2 separate regions of the Mus musculus genome follow, and region 2 is linked to region 1. A link is a loop called in an ENCODE intact Hi-C map of the cell type or tissue named here. Cell type or tissue: heart. All regions are shown on one strand.

Region 1 (8,000 bases):
GATGACTGAGGAGGTGGGGAGCAGGGAATTGGGTTTGTATGGGGAAAACCTTTGCTTGGTTGATGAAGAGGATGCTGACAAGTGTGGCCCCTGTACACCAAGTGTACACCTGCCACGAGGAAGAAGGACCCACACAGCAAGGCTATTGGCATGGACATGAGGGAGGGGCTGTAACCTGGGTAAGGAGGGAGAGGACCTAGGCTAAGGCAGTGGAGAGGGCCGACCAGAGCTCAGAAGCAAAGGACAACAGCTCTGCTCCACCTGAGTACACAGATATTCCAGCTCAGAGCCAACCCATGCCCATCTGATCGCTTGAAAAACATTTATCAAACATCTGCTGTGTGCCAAGTCTTGCACATATTGGTCAGGCTGAGGGTGGGTCCTGCTGGTCTGACTCTTCCAGCCTACAGGGCGGGCATACCATCACATCTCCATCCTTGGAGTCAGAAACCAAATCTTCACACTTTCGGTCCAAGGCAGCAAATGGACAGCCTTCCCTCCCCCGCGAGTGGGTTCAGCCTGAGGGACAGGTCACTCACCTGCTAAAGTGTTTTCTCTGCAGGAACCTACCCCGTCTACTGCTCTGATCTCCCTCCCTCCCGCTTCCCTGAGGTCCCATGGGCCTCTATCAGGCCCAGTCTCTGGGCTCAGTTCTTTGCAAGGTCTGCTTATTTGGCCCACTTTGGGCCTCCCTCCACATCCATGTCAATTATCCCTCCTCCCGGAAGCCCTTGCTAACTCGGTCCAATGGCTGGGTTGCCCTTTATGACCAAATGGCCCCTGGTCAGTCCCCACAAGCAAGGCCAGGCTTGAAGGTGGGAACCCCCAAGGAACTGTCTCTCACTGTGCTTCTCTGCAGGTCCAGAATGTTCACGGGGCTTTCAATGCTCTTGGGGGAGCAGACAGACTCACCTCCAACCGTGAGTATCTTAGCATGGAGCAACCCCCTCCCCTGCAGAAGTCCCCGTCCAGCCGGTGGCATGGGACTAGGGAAGCCAGCGGGGCAGAAGTCAGGTGCTTGCTGCAAGCCAAGGTCATAGTCTCACACCATTCCTTCCCCCACAGCTGCCCTGTATAGTACACAGACTCATTCCTGTCTTTTAGAAAGGGAAGAGGGTAGCCTGTCCCTAGGGAAGGTTGATTGTACCCCCGAGCTATTGCCAAGCTCCAACAGCATCTGCTGTCCCTGCTACTGACCACTGTTTTGCCGTTGTCCTGAGTGGAGGCAGTCACCTGGATCCCACAGAGCAGTTACAGAACCAGAACCCACTCTGTGAGAACCAGCTCTGTAGGTGGCCAGTGGGGGAAACCAGCTGGTCCCTCCCCTCCTGCCCAAACCCTTCCTATCAACCATTGGCTCCTTCCAAAGTCTTAGTGCCGAATCTCTACTTGCCAAAGACTGCACACACACACACCTCCATTCTTACACACACACACACACCTCCATTACACACACACACACACACACACACACACACCCCTCCATTCTTACACACACACACACACACACACACACCTCCATTATACACACACACACATACCTCCATTCTTACACACACACACACATACCTCCATTACACACACACACATACCTCCATTCTTACACACACACACATACCTCCATTACACACACACACACACACACACACACACACACACACACACACACACCTCCATTCTTACACATGCCCATATGTGCATGTTGTGCGTGCATGCACACAATATGCTAAGAAAAATAATGTCCACTGGGTCACTTTGAAGCATCATTTATTTGTGTCAGCCCTTGTGCGTGGTAGGGACCTGCATCTTGGAATGTGGGCAGCTGTTGGCCATGATGGCCTCAGGGCTGTTAGGCAGTCAGACACTGAATGCATATTGATCAGGCACAGTACCAAGTTCTAGAGACAGGAAGGTGAGTAAATGAAGCAAGCAGCCTCTGCAGGCCTCCATTCTGTGCTGTCAACTTGGAAGTGTTCATGATACCTGGGCCTGAGGCAGAACCCCTGTGACTCCTTAAGGACATCCGTCTGGCGTGTTCCTACTGGGGAGGAAATGTGAACTGATTCTCTGTGCACAGTAGACATAAGGGTGGCTCTTTTTTTTTCCTTTTGTGACTACCTAATGTTTTGTACAAATAGCAACAACAACAACAAAATAGTAGAGTTATGATTTTCACTAAGGCCTTCCTTTCTTCAGGTTTTATCCTTGGAGAGTGGGAATTTGAGACTTGTACTTCAAGGTGATCTTTGGCCTCCTGGTTTAGGTATAGATGTGAGCCCATCTCATGGGAGTTTCCAGGGATGAAGACTAGAATCGGCCTTTAACCCCATGTGACCCTAGTACTCTGGACCCTGAGAGCCATTGTGGGCATGAGCAAGAGGTGTTGGGTCCCCTGTGCTTAGCTTAAAGGCTCCAGGGCTTTCCCCAGTTTTCCTGAGGGTGTGTGTTGGGGGGGGGGGTCACCTCCATCCCAGGAGTGCTGCCCTTTTCTGAGGAGACAGCAGGGCCAGAACTAGTCAAGGCTGGAATGCTTGCTCCATGCTCACCACTCTTACAGATCTGAATCTGATCTGCAGAGACCAGGATTAGAACCCAGAAGACTAAACTCCCATGTTCTTTTAGCTCCATGGTTCCTAGCCCAAGGTTCTAGAAGGAATAAGAGGGATGGACATTGGGCCTCATTTTTTGCTCGGGAAGGCTGAGGCAGCTCTGGTTAGCTCATGTTTATCAGTAGCTGATTGATCCCTTCATCCTTTGTCCAGCCATCCTGTCCACTCCTTCATTCAGCAGGCCTTGCCACTGTCTGCCCTGTCCCAGGCTCCGTGCAGGGTTTAGGGGCAGGAATGTAAGACTTTGTCCTTGCACTCAGCAACTTTGCCATCCAGGCTGGGAGGAGACAGGGGCGCTGGGTGAAAAGGTCGTGTTAAACTATTACAGGGCTGAAGGGTCAGCAGTTTATTGAGAAAGAGGGAAGACAGTGACCAGATTCTGTTGTTTGTTTTGGCAGTGTTGGGATTGAGGCCAAGGGCAGGTTTATGCCAGGCAGGCGCTTGACCCCAGCCCTCTGGGTTTGATCAGTCTTACTTAGTTCTTTCTGGAGCCCAGAGCCCAGATTATTTTAAAACTTAAAAGCAGACAGACAATACCTACAATGAAATGGGGTCTTTCTTGAGTCCCACCTTTCTCCCTGGAAAATTTCTCTGTGTGTGAGGGATGGTGGGGAATGTAATTTTGCCAGTCTCTCTCTAGTCTAGTTAAGGATGAAACTGAAGCTGCTCTGTTTCCTGGGGCTTCTCTCTAGACAATTCTTGGTGACCACGCATTAAAGAGGATGTGTTCCCTGGCCCCTACTTCACAGGAGCGTGCTGCTCCTGGGCCTGAATCTCAGAGAAAATGCCCCCTCAGCACCCCTCGTTAATGGCTATCCCATTTGTAAGTGTGTGGCTCAGAGTATTATATATTATGTAGTGCAGATCTAACAATCCCAGCAAGCCACATTCTGAAGAGAAAGGGGAGAGGACCCTACAGTACCAGGAGGACTTGAACTTGGGGTTACAGGCAGAGCCACCTGCCAGGCAGTGCCCACCCCATCTCATCTTATGCTGTATTCCTGCAGCCCTGGCCTCCCATGACTACATCTTGAAGATTGTACCCACAGTGTATGAGGACAAGAGCGGCAAGCAGCGCTACTCCTACCAGTACACAGTGGCCAACAAGGTGAGTGGGCCGTGAACGGGCTGAGCATTGCAATTGCTCCCTCTGCTGGCCAAGGGCATAGGCGATGCCCCGCACATTCTGCTGAAGGGAATTTCAGTGGGGTGGACAGGGAGTGTCCAGGCTCATTCTCTAGTCTGAGTAAAGATGAAATACCAGTTCTTGCCGTGGTAGTGGCCTCAAGGTCCAGGTGAGACACTCTTAACAAGGAGATAAGATGTATTCTGTTTGAAGTAGGCAGAAGACCATCCCAGCTCTGACATTGTCTGGTCCTGGTTTCTTCAGGCTCCTGTTGATCAGCACATGGCCGATGCTTTGCATTAGGCAGGGAATCCTATCAAGGTGGCTGTGGACGTCTCAGGACCCCAACAGTCCAAGAGACACACAGGTCTTCTGGGAAGCCAAGGGACATCCAAGCCAAAGAAATGAGATGGCACAGCGGTTAGTGGCTTGAGCCTCTCCAGAAAGCATGGCTTGTGCCAATGGAACATAGGCACTTGGAGTAGGTTCCCCTGTTTACCACGAGGCTCCTGTTTCTGCTGTTGCAGGGCCACCCAGACCCTTAGTATAAATGATGGAGTGTTCAGCTCAATTAACTATCATTATGGTTGAGGAACTCGCCAAGCTGTGTAGTTACAGTGTAGGAATTAGACCCAGGTTCCTCTTGGGCTCCAGAGCCCCCTGGTTGCTCACCCACTCAGTCCAAATAGGGATCGTCCAGGCTTGCCCACTTGGACAGCCTCTTGGTCATGGGTCCCTATGCTCTGATTCCCTTTGATCCATAACTCTCTCCGAGAGACTTATTGCTTACATTCACTATTTCAGGCCGTGTCTGTCCTACTCTCTGGTGGCATAACAAAATTCTAAGAGCCTAAGTAGTAAGTAAAGAATAGAAGTCAGCCAGGCAGTGGTGGCGCACGCCTTTAATCCTAGCACTTGGGAGGCAGAGGCAGGTGGATTTCTGAATTCAAGGCCAGCCTGGTCTACAGAGTGAGTTCCAGGCCAGCCAGGGCTACACAGAGAAACCCTGTCTTGAACCTTCCCCCTACCCCCCCCCCAAAAAGAAAAAAGAAAAAAAAAGAAAGAAAATAGAAGTTAATTTATCTCATGGATTGGGAAAGAGGAAGTCAAAGAGATCAACCCCAGCCTGTGGTGAGCCTTCTTGCTGTGTTGTCCAGTGGAGGGCAGGGCATGGAGAGACACAAGCATACAAGCTTAGAAGTGCTTTCCTCTTCTTATAGGAGAGCTAATGCTACCATTGACACTTACCTCGTGGCCTCATCTAACCTAATCACCTCCCAGATTACCACCTCCAGCCACCACCAATGTAGGCTTACTTCCGGGTTCAGCCCCTTGATGTACACAAAGGACCTGTAACTTTAGATGGCGAATAGCCGTGGTCCCCCTGCCCCACATGCACAGGGCTCTGGGCTCAGCCCAGCACTGCAGCATGCGTATGACTTCTGGGGAGCATATTTCAACCATTGTACTCATTATAACCTCCCCCCAGTGCTGCCACACATCAGCAGGAAGCAGGGCCCTGGACCACACTGCCCCATCCTAGCTCAGTCATGTGTCCTTGTTTGTAATATGTCCATGGCAGTTACTTCACAAGATTGCTGTCAAATGAAGCAATGTTTTCAGAAAGCTCCCAGCTCACTGGGAAGGCTGGGTAATTGGTACACTACTGCTGCTAGATTTCATTCTGTCTCTTACCCCCTCAGCGCTGGGCTGTGGCCCAGACAATCACCCTGGGAAAGCTGAGTTTCCTCTGCTGCAGGCTTCCTCCATCAAAGCTTTGGCAAGGGCCTGGTGGCTGGACCAGCTCACTCAGCGTTCTCTGTGGCTTTGCCCCCAGCCTGTTCTGTGAATGGAGGTGGCTGTCCAGTGGGTTAACACTCAGTGGTGTCCATGGGATCACTCCAGCTGCTCAAGACCAGTGCTGGGGACATGGGGGTTGGGCCTGGGGACCCCGGCATCCATCTCCATTTGTTGTAAACAAGAGACGCGAGCCCAAGCCTTTCAGGACCCTGAAGTGCTCAAACCAGGTCCTGTGGGTCATCAGCTCAGATCCCTGTTCCTTGGTGGCCATTTGGCCAATGCTATGTGCATCCTTACGAGCCATGGCAGGTTGGGCACTGTACCTTCCCTGTTCTCTGTGCTGGCCCTACTTGGTGGACAAGTTCACACCCACTTGGTTCACCTGTCAGGCAGGCTATCTTCTTATTCATGGTTTAGAATGCCCCTTCCTTAGTGAGCCTTCCCCATCCCCCTGAGCAGAACTGGCTCACCTATGGCCTGCTGAGCACCCTCCTCCACCCTCCCTACACGGATACTGTTAGAAGCTAGTGATGCGATGATGTCTTCATCCACCAGCCTGTGACTCCTCTAGGGGAGGGGCTTCATCACCCCAAGAACCTTAGGACAGCGGAGGCAGCCAGCAGAATAAATGAGCAGATTCCGTGTGACTGGCAAGTCAAGGAGGAAATGCTCAGACCGAGTTCAAAGCCCACTTTCCTCTTCCACGTCACCCTCAGATCTGTGCTCCGTTCTGGCTCCACTTCTAAGCTATGTGGTCTGTTTCCCATAGTTGAAGGGACCCAGCGTGCTTTCACTATGCTGCCTGTCCAGGGCTTCCAGAGCAGCTGAGAGGAGGCTGCCTGGACACCCTCTGCATCCCACACCCTCACCCACCTGAGGCTGGTTCTGCTTGTAACACTCCTTCCTCCTCTCTCCTGCAGGAGTACGTTGCCTACAGCCACACGGGACGCATTATCCCTGCCATCTGGTTCCGCTATGACCTCAGCCCCATCACAGTCAAGTACACAGAGAGAAGACAACCCCTGTACAGGTTCATCACCACAGTAAGTACCCAGGGCCCAGAGCCAGCCGTGCAGCTGCTGTCAGCCCCCTTGCCGAGGCAACCCTCCCTCGCCTATGCTTGCTGGAAGCAGATGGAGCCTGCTGGGCCCCAGGTGAGCGCAGGTGGCTTTGATTCTCTGACCCCTGAGAAGTGTTACCAGAAGCAGGCTGGAACCTCTGGCGTCCCCCTAGCTGGTGTGTTGTGGGAGGTGCCACTTAGTGCAACTGATGCCTGAGGGAAATCTCCACTGGCTTCAGGCCGCTGGTGATTTTTCTTCTTTGTGGAAAACGTTTTTTCAGCACTTGGTTTTTTGAGACAGGGTCTCACTATTTCAGTCCTGGCTGTCCGAGAACTCATTCTGTAGATCAGGCTAGCCTCAGATTCAACAGAGATCCTGAGTAGCAGGATTAAAGGTTTGCACTGCGATGGCATGCCCTTTCAGCTTCTTCTCTGTGTCTTCTCCGGCCCTGCCGTCCTGGGTCCAGTGTGGTCCTTCTTCCTGCTGCGTTCTCTTCCTTTGCTTTTCCTTCTCTCTGCCTTGTCTTCTACTCTGAGCAACAGTAGGATGTCGGTTTTCTTTTACACGGACTCTCTGTCACATGAACAGTTTCCTGGCTTCCAACTCATCACCCTTGGGTCCAGAGCTGGTGGGTCACGGTGCCTGCTCCACCCAGGAGGCTCCAGGGATCCAGAGTCAGCAGAGGTGACAGCCAGGATGGCTCTCTACCTGTCAGATTTGGACACTGGGCCTAAAGATGTATGTACTTCTGGGAGGCCTTGAGCAGGGGAAGCAGGGTCTTACTGTGTAGCCCAGGCATAGCAGCCTCCTACATGGCTAGGAGTGCCGCTTTGCCCAACTTTATACTTTTAATATTGGTTTGAGATCGGGGGTCTCAATCCTGGCTGGTACGTTTCCTGCTATGGCAGAGTCTGCGGTAGTCAGACTCTTCTAGAACAGATGGGATCTATGAAGCTGGTTTGATTGTTGGGTCGTCAGCAGACATGGCTATATCTAGTCATGTATCTGTCCCAGACTTTCAGTCTGTTTGTCTTTCTCTATCCTGGCTTCCTTCTCAGACAGAACTTAGCAATAGACGTTTCCTATTTCTCTGTAATCCCAGGCCAAACCCCAGAAAGGACAATGTTGTCCTTGTTCCAGCTGAGGTCCTTCTGTCCTTCTGGCTTAGAAAATGGAATTCTCTGCTTGGTCTGGGCTAGGTCTCGTATCCTCTCTGGAACCAGAGATTGTGAAGGGGGTAGCATTACTGGAGAGGAAACTCCAGGCCAGTTTCTGGGAGGAGGATGAGCAGGCGCTGCGAGGTGTATGGTCAGGGAGGTGTCTGTGGCCAGGCCATTGCTTTTAACCAGCGACATAAGAATAATGATCTTTGTTCTTGATACCTCCCAGGCCTGTGAGGCTCAG
Region 2 (8,000 bases), 54 kb before region 1:
GCCTGGTGTGTTGGAAGTATTCAGCCATTGATTGTTGCTAAGGGACCACATGGGACTTACCTGAAAAGCAATTTAAGAAACAGAAACCAAAGCCCAGGAGTGTAACTTCATAATGGTTTCCCACCTCCTTTAAATGACTGTTCTAGGTGGGATCTGCACATGTGCTGCTGGAGTCAGACTTGCTCAGTCTCCCTTCCCGCCAAAGAAAAGTTAACTTCTGAGAGGTCACTTGACCCGTAGGTACTCGACCACTGGGGCTCCTAAAATGAAGCCTTTAAAGAGCTGCCTGGGGTATTGGTGTTGGACAAGGCCACTATGGGGCTGACTGCCCTTAGTGGGGCAGGCACAGCGTGAGTGTTACAGGTCACTGCATCAGCCCCCACCTCCCCTAAAGTGCCATTTCCTAGATTCCTACAGCATGAGTAGGAACAGAAGACAGTAAGGGAAGGACAGGAGGACATCACCTTGCCTCTTCATTCATGCTCTCCATCCCGTTCCCCAGGCTTGTGCACATGCTTGGCTGGGCGAAAACTTCAATGCAAATCAAATCTACTAAGCCAACTCAAATCTCAGCCAAACGTCCCAAACGTCACTGGTCTGTTTATCACTCACGCATTGACAGCTGCATGCCACTGATCAGGCAGAGGATGGGTGTCCACCCGACCTTTGTGGACATGGTGCCCACCCTGCTGAGGCTTGCTTTCCACAGGAGTCCATGACCAAAAGTTTTCTAGCAAGAATGCCCAGAGCTTTAACTTTGTTCAGGATTCTAGAAGGTTCTTCCATGGTCTTTATTCTGAGGACTTAATGATAAGCAGGGCTGGTTTGGTGCTGGAACAGAAAGTTGCAGGCTGCTCTGGAGGAAAAGGCCGTTATGAGTGGGTCTTCGTGGTGGGTAAGCAGTTCCCTGAGGCCTGGGAAGGAGCATGCCCTCCGGGCTTCATATAGCCAGGACCAGAGGTCTGCAGGCCAGGGATTCTCAGGGTGGATGTCTGCACAGGCTCAGCTCTAACAGCAACCCATCAGACTGGCAGCAGCTGGCTCTGCTAGCAGCTGGTCTGACTGCCAAGATCTCTCTTTGATTCACATTTTCCACATTGAAAGATGTTTTGAAAACCTTGACCTTCAATTCATCACATGTCCCTTATTAAATTGTAAGTCACATCCAGCCAGTTAATGAAAAGACAATGGGCGGGTGACGCAGTACAAGGCATCTTGGCAGGAGCTCACCAAAGCGCTCTAGCCACAGAAGACCTGACCTAGTGATACCCCTGTTCCAGGGCAGACAGCGTGTCACAACTATGAAGGGCTGGGCTTGAGAGAGTGGCAAGGCTGCAGTAAGGCTGGAGAAGCGGGGACATGCTGAACATTCAGCAGGGCCCAGGCAGGTAGACGGGAACCCGACTTAAAAGAGGCAGAGCCCACCGGGGGAGGTGGGGAGGAGTCACACGTTTGACTGGAAGAGAAGCAAGTGGTAGATGTGTGAGGGGGTCAGTGTGGCAGGGGCTTCTTAGACGCGGGCATGTAGACAAATGTGAGTTGGAGGGAAGAGATGGCATTGTGACATTGTAATGTCTGTCCCCAGTGAGTACTGTGAGGTGGGAGGGCAGTGAGAGATGGAATAGACAGCTGAGGTGGACCTTCACATGCTGGTCACTTGGTGGGAGCCACAGAAGGTTCTAGAACAGATGTCATTCTGAGGAAGGTAGGAGCAGCTGCGTGGAGAAACACGTAGGCGCAGAAGAAAGTAGCTGAAGGCCTGGTGGCATGGGTAGGCCCAGTTTCAAAGATGGCAGAGGGTGTGCTCTCCCTTCTAGGCCGACTGTCCGTCACCTTGCCTCGTTCATGGAGGCGGGGCAGAGAACTAAGACTGAGTTCTAGCTTGCCTCCTTGGCCTCACTCCTCACTACCTCCACTTACCAACGGAAGCAGCGTTCTGCCTCCCTCAGGGGTGTGGCAAGAGTGAATGAAGCACTGCACATAGAGAATGTTAGGAGAGTACTGGGTGTGCAGACAGCTCTAGGTGAGTGTCACCAAGGGCCAGAGAGCCTACATGGGGACACCCTAGCTGGGGAACTTAAAAGTATTGGAGTCCCCCGTGGGCCAGTAGACTTTAGGGCCATGTTGACATATGTCCATGCCCATTCACACTCTCTGTGTTGACTCTTGCACTGGTGAGCAAGGGAGCCTGTGGGGCTTCAGTTTGCTCATTGTGAAAGGGGATGGAGGCCAGTGCCTGGTTCACGGCACTGTTGCAGAGATGAAGTGGCCTGCTTGATGCTGGAGAAGGACTTAGCGATGGGCATGGCTGGGGTCAGTCCTCATTCACATCCAGGTTGTTGCCACTTCCATAGTAGAAGCATCATTTCCTGTCCAGTGCTTTCAGGAAGATGCCTCTCCTCTCTTCCTGTCACTTCCCTGTAGAGACTCTGGACCGGAGACTCCTCTCCTCCCCCAGCCCCAATGAGTCTTGAAGACTTGGCCAGACTTGTGTGTAGTAGGGAATGGTCCCAGCCTGGGCTCCACCCCTTGCTGGCCGTGGGAAGTTGTGTCGGTCTGTCATCACTGTGGCACTGCCTTCTCATCTGTAACATTGGGCTGATAATCCACACATTGTGTGAGGGCAAAGCTGTGTGGCACACATGAACTACTGCGTGTGCCATCTCCGGGGCCAGAAGCCTCTTGTAGCATCCTCTTAGGCAGAAGAGGATCCTGGTTCACAGAAGAGTCGCAGGTTCAAGGACAGTATCCCAGGATCTTGAGCACAGAGTGGGCTGGAGGCATCTCAGCTAAGTATTCCAGGGTCGTGGTATGTGACAGTGTCAACCCAGCCCAGACGCAGGAACAGCTGTCCACCCTGGCCAGCCAGTGTGCACACTGGTCAAAGTTTGTTATCTTAGCCTTTTTAACACCCTGCGAATATGGGAGCAGCAATCCCTACTGTCCAAGGGTCGAAGCTGTTGCAGGCTAGGCATGTGGTGAGAAAGCCCTGACAGGGCATTTGTCAGTAGCCTGTGGGACATACCCAGGAAGTCTGTTTGTGGTCCTCTTCTCCATACCTTTCCTTATAGCTTCTTAGGCTGCAGGGCTGGGAGGCAGTGTGTGGCCTACATAGAAGACTCTGCACCACACCAGAGAATTAGCATGGCCGACCCTAAGTTCTTCTCTCTGCCCTGCATCCCCTCTATACCCCTGCTAGGGTCACAGCGGGGCCGATCCCTGTAAATACCAGTCCGCTTACATGTGCATTTTTCCTCTGTGATCTTCCTGTTTTGATGAGACACTGCCTTTGGCCGCACGGGTTCCCTAGGGGACTGCGGTCCTGAGGCCCAGCCCTAGCCAGTCATTCAGGAATTCTGCTTCCTGGCGCCCCACACCCTGCACATTCCACCAGGGCTAGCGCCTCCTGCTCTGCGTGAATGGGGTCTGCCTTCCCCATTCCCACGGTTCCCATGGCCACTTCCTTATCACCCTCTCCAGCTGACTGAAAAAGGCCACATTCCAGGGCAAAATTAGACTCACCCTCCCTTTCTGTTTTCCTCCAGCGGGCAGGAGAGTTTGCTAGAGTAGACTGGCGCTGGAGCCCACGGGTACAGGGAACAGACTTGCTGCTTGGCGTGTCCCCTGAATCTATCACTTCGTTTCTTGGATCATTTGAGGAATGCACTGGGCTTCTGCTGTATGCCAAGAAAAGCCCCAGGGACTGGGCTTACAAACAGTGGGGTTGTACAGTGTAGCATGGGTACGGGCCGACAGCTGCTGGGCTTGGGGGTTGAGCTGTTTTCATTTGCTCCATATTCTAGATTCAGCTGATGCCTCCATGTTGCTTCTAAGGCGTCATTTGATGGCGTTTCAAGGTGTCTGCTTGTTCGTGCCGTGCTGGGGATGGAACCCAGAGCCTTTGCATGTGTGCTCTACGGCTGAGCTGCATCTCCAGAGGGCAGAATGGGGGTTACTTTAAGAGCCCCCCTTCTTTCTAGCCGAGGCAGCACAGAGCCGCACCTGAGCGCCGATGCTATGTTCTTCAAATGCCCCATGCTTAGAACCACAGGCCAGGTAAACCTCGGGGCAGAACTTACCCAATCTGTTAGAGCCACAAGAGGTGACACCTGGCAGCATCTGACAAACCCAGGCTGGGACCTTCTAAAAACTACCAGTGAAACCAGGGGAGGGGACAGACTGCAGCAGTCTGAAGGGTGCCCTTCAGAGGCCTCCTCCACTCAGGAAATCCCTTGATTCCTGGCTTCACTGCGGAGAAGAATTTCATGATGATTCAACATGAAGAGAATTGGAGTTCACGAGGGGTTTTTTTTTTTTTTTTTTTTTTTTTTTTTTAAAGATTTATTTTATTATTAATATATGTAAGTACACTGTAGCTGTCTTCAGACACTCCAGAAGAGGGAGTCAGATCTTGTTGCGGATGGTTGTGAGCCACCATGTGGTTGCTGGGATTTGAACTCTGGACCTTCGGAAGAGCAGTCGGGTGCTCTTACCCACTGAGCCATCTCACCAGCCCACGAGGGGGGTTTTAATGTTAGTTTTTGGCCCAAGTACTAAGGGGAAATGAGGTGTTTGGGAAGAGAGTAAGACACCAGAGAGCCTGGGTGTGGGCTTCTCTGAGGGCCACACGCCTTTGTCTTTACAATGGACAGGTACAGGATTATGGTGGATTTAAAAGATAATATCTTCAAAGGGTTTGTTATCTGCTAAGAACCCGAGTGAGATCTCTGGGTAGTCCTGAAGGGCACCTGACAGGGTCGCACTTGAGACGGTGGGTCACAGGCAGTTGGAGATCCCCACTGTCAGCAATGTTAATAGTCCTGCTTAGGAGAGTCACAGATGATGTCCAGTTCATTACCATTTTAACAATATCTCTATATGGGTAAATTATAAAGTATCTATCTCATTTACAGTCATCTTTTACTTATTGTAGGTCTATCATCCATACATCCATCCATCCATCCATCCATCCATCCATCCATCTATCTACCTATCTATCTATCTATCTATCTATCTATCTATCTATCTATCTACTGTCAACCATCTGTCTAGTCTGGCTTCTCAGCCACTTAGAGGCTCCATGGAGACTTCAGAGTCAGGGGCCCTTTTTCATTTCTCACATCTCTATGATTTCCTTGTCTTTCCTACTGCAGAAAGTTGAGGACCAGTCACAGACCTGGGGGGGGGGGGCTCCAACAACTGAATGCAGTGTGGTACCTGAGCCCAGCAGAAAGACAAGAGAGCCAAACCCTGAGAAAGTTGGTGGCCTAGTTGATGGGATCATGTCAAGTTTCTTAGTTTTGAGAATTTCAGTTACATGAGATGTTAGCATCTCATCCAGGAAGCTGGTGGGAACCTGCAGTCATGTTTATCCTCTGGAGATAGAAATAGTCAGCCAGGCGTGGTGGTGCACGCCTTTAATCCCAGCACTCAGGAGGCAGAGGCAGGCGGATTTCTGAATTTGAGGCCAGCCTCATCTACAACATGAGTTCCAGGACAGCCAGGGCTACACAGAGAAACCCTGTCTCGAAAAACCAAAACCAAACCAAACCAAAACAAAACAAAAAGTCTAAAGTGCAAAGTTTATGCTGAATTTCTTTCCATCCATAAAAAGAAGAAAAGAGAAGAGCAAGAGGAGAAAATGTGAGGGGCCTAGTGGCTTGTCATCCCAGCTATTTTGGAGCTGAGGCAAGATGATCACAAGTTCAAGACCTGTCTGGTGCACTTAGGGAGAGACTATCTCTGGAGGAGGGGGAGGGGGAGGAGGAGGAGGAGGAGGGGGAGAGGAAGAGGAGGAGGAAGAGGAGGAAGAAGAGGAGGAAGAGGAGGAGAAAAGGAAAAGAAAAAGAAAAAGAAAAAAGAGGGCTGGCAGTCTGTCTCCGTGGTAGAGCTTGTTCGCAATGGGCCCTCTGAACCTACAGGCTGTACATTCACAGATTCAGATAACCATGGGAAATACTCAGAAAATCATGTCTGTCTTTACTGTGTATAGATTTCCCTGTATGGTTCTTGTTCCTGAACAATGCTGTTTGGTATACTCACCAACAGTGTGTTCTTGGGTAAGTCACTGAGAAGTCATTTCAAGTATATGGAAGGATGTATGAGTTCTCTACCTACCATATACATTCTATACAACACATTTGCGTGTCCCTGGAGTTTCTGAGGAAGGAAGTCCTGAAGCTAGTCCTCCAGGATATCTGGGACAACCGTACATGTTTGGAGAAAGGCTTAGTGGAGGATGGCGTTGGGAAGGTAGACGCTTTCCAAGTGTAAAATTATCTCTGTGACAATTCTCCCCAGCAGGTTAGCTGGCCTTGTTATCTGAGCTAGAGTCAGAGCCTGGCCCCCGGCAGCAACTGACAACCAAGCTTGACCACCATTCTCATTGGTCTCCGTGGAGGTCAGTGTGGCCACATTGGAAAAAGGAACCAATAAGGAGACCCAGCAGCCTCTGTTGAGGGCTCCTGATGGGAGATTTAGGTTTAAACAGAAGGCCAGAGTCCCCATCAAAGTGTGCCCCGCTCTTCTTCCTCTGGGCTGCAGGCTCTCCTGCTAGGTGGACAAGTTGGGACTCTGGAATGTCTTTCTGGCTGGTACCAGGCTCCATGCAGCCTTCTCCAGCATGAGGTTCCTGGGGGAGATTCCAATTCCTTGAGCTATATGGACTCAATATTCCGATAGCCGAAGAGAGGGACACATGTGTCTCTTTGGAATGTATTCACTCTTGCCAGGAATAGCGTTTCCTAATGGGGGTCTGGGCCGCCCCTCCCGAGAGGGGGAGTATGCCCCTTGCTGGTGTCACTGGCTCCCAGCTAGGAAACGGGGCTTGTCCTATGATCCTTTCCAGTGTGGCCCACACAGCAGCCACTCTTGGCACCCTCACAGTGTTTGCTGCGTCTGTCACACATCCACCACCCTATGCACACAGCATATTTTACTTGAGTAGTCTTCGTTTTTTTAGAAGCTCAAATGGATGGATTTTCAAAGGCAAACATTGATGTCATCCCCACAAGTGGAAAACAGTCCTCACCAGTGAATCCCCGGCATCCTTAAGTGAGCAGGGAGAAGGCTTGAGCGGGGAGAAGGCTTGAGCGGGGATTATTGAGGTTGTGGGTTGGAGGTAGCTCCGAGGTAGAGTGCTTGCCTGGTGTGTGTGAAGTCTTGGATTCTACCCCAAGCACTGTTATATTAGATTGTTTTCGAATTATTTTTTGTTATTTTACAAGGAATACGGGCTTATATTTTAAAGTTGCATCTTCGGGAACTAGGGAAATGGCCTTGTGGGTAAGAGCATTTGCTACATGGTGTGAGGGTCTGAGTTCAAATACTTGGCACTCACAGGTAACTTCAGAACTGGGTTGCTAGGGCTCAGAGACTGGAGGATCACTGAAGCTCGCTGGCCACTAGCTTGACTCCAGGTTTAGTGAGAGACCCTGTCTCAGGGGAGTAAGATGAAGAGTAACAGAACAAGATACCCAGGGTCTTCCTCTGACCTCTGCAAGCACCTGTACACACCACATGTACATGATACACATCTCCAATACAGAAGTGGACTGCTGGGCAAGGTAGCTTGCATGAGACGCTGCTCCCCCTCCCAGCGACTCTCCACCAAAGTGAGATGATCAGATGTTCAAAGGTCTGCTGATGCCAGGTGAGATTTTCTTTTAAGATTACTGAGACACCTGAAAGAGAAATGGGAAGTATTTGCTGTCTTTTCTGGGTGTCCACATGACCACTGGCCAGATCCGCCATTGGCACAACAGACTTCGATATCAGGCTGGGGACGCCGGTGCTCATGTGGCATGGCCTGCCTCTTCCAGGAACTCGATGCTGGTAGTTCTTAGAGGTCCAGCCTGAAGCTACTTCCTTCTCCTCCACAATTTCATAGCATTTCTTAAAAAGCCAAAAGTTAGATCTGTGTTCTTCTAAGAAGTATGGGGGTTATTTTCCAATGTGGTATTGCTCTTGCTTAATTCTGAGAACTGGATTTTGGCATATTG

The links. A loop is a pair of places that touch in the nucleus more often than their neighbours do. Peaks named below come from ENCODE experiments on the same cell type or tissue, not always from the same donor. Only the 100,000 strongest peaks of a DNase experiment are listed, where the experiment ranks them.
Region 2: a loop joins it to region 1, with 2.0 times the contacts of the local background. A loop is called at or near these places in 11 of 42 quality-filtered maps.

What each region holds. Positions count from the first base shown.
Region 1 is chr17:26,635,127-26,643,126 of GRCm38, forward strand. Ergic1 (endoplasmic reticulum-golgi intermediate compartment (ERGIC) 1) reads left to right here. Exons shown (of 10, transcript NM_026170.3): 7 at 860-920; 8 at 3,617-3,717; 9 at 6,456-6,578. It overlaps Gm41553 (a long non-coding RNA gene), which reads left to right and starts at 6,585. Exons shown (of 2, transcript XR_876696.2): 1 at 6,585-7,334; 2 at 7,986-8,000. In heart, a CTCF peak has its summit at 3,770 (motif pointing left); DNase peaks (open chromatin) are centred at 3,685 and 5,385; H3K27ac peaks cover 1,873 bases.
Region 2 is chr17:26,581,332-26,589,331 of GRCm38, forward strand. The region is part of intron 1 of Ergic1 (endoplasmic reticulum-golgi intermediate compartment (ERGIC) 1); the gene reads left to right. Among named protein-coding and RNA genes, the nearest start is that of 1700049J03Rik, 19 kb to the left of the region's middle. In heart, a CTCF peak has its summit at 3,383; DNase peaks (open chromatin) are centred at 1,220, 1,890, 2,470 and 3,380; H3K4me3 peaks cover 1,908 bases; H3K27ac peaks cover 4,866 bases.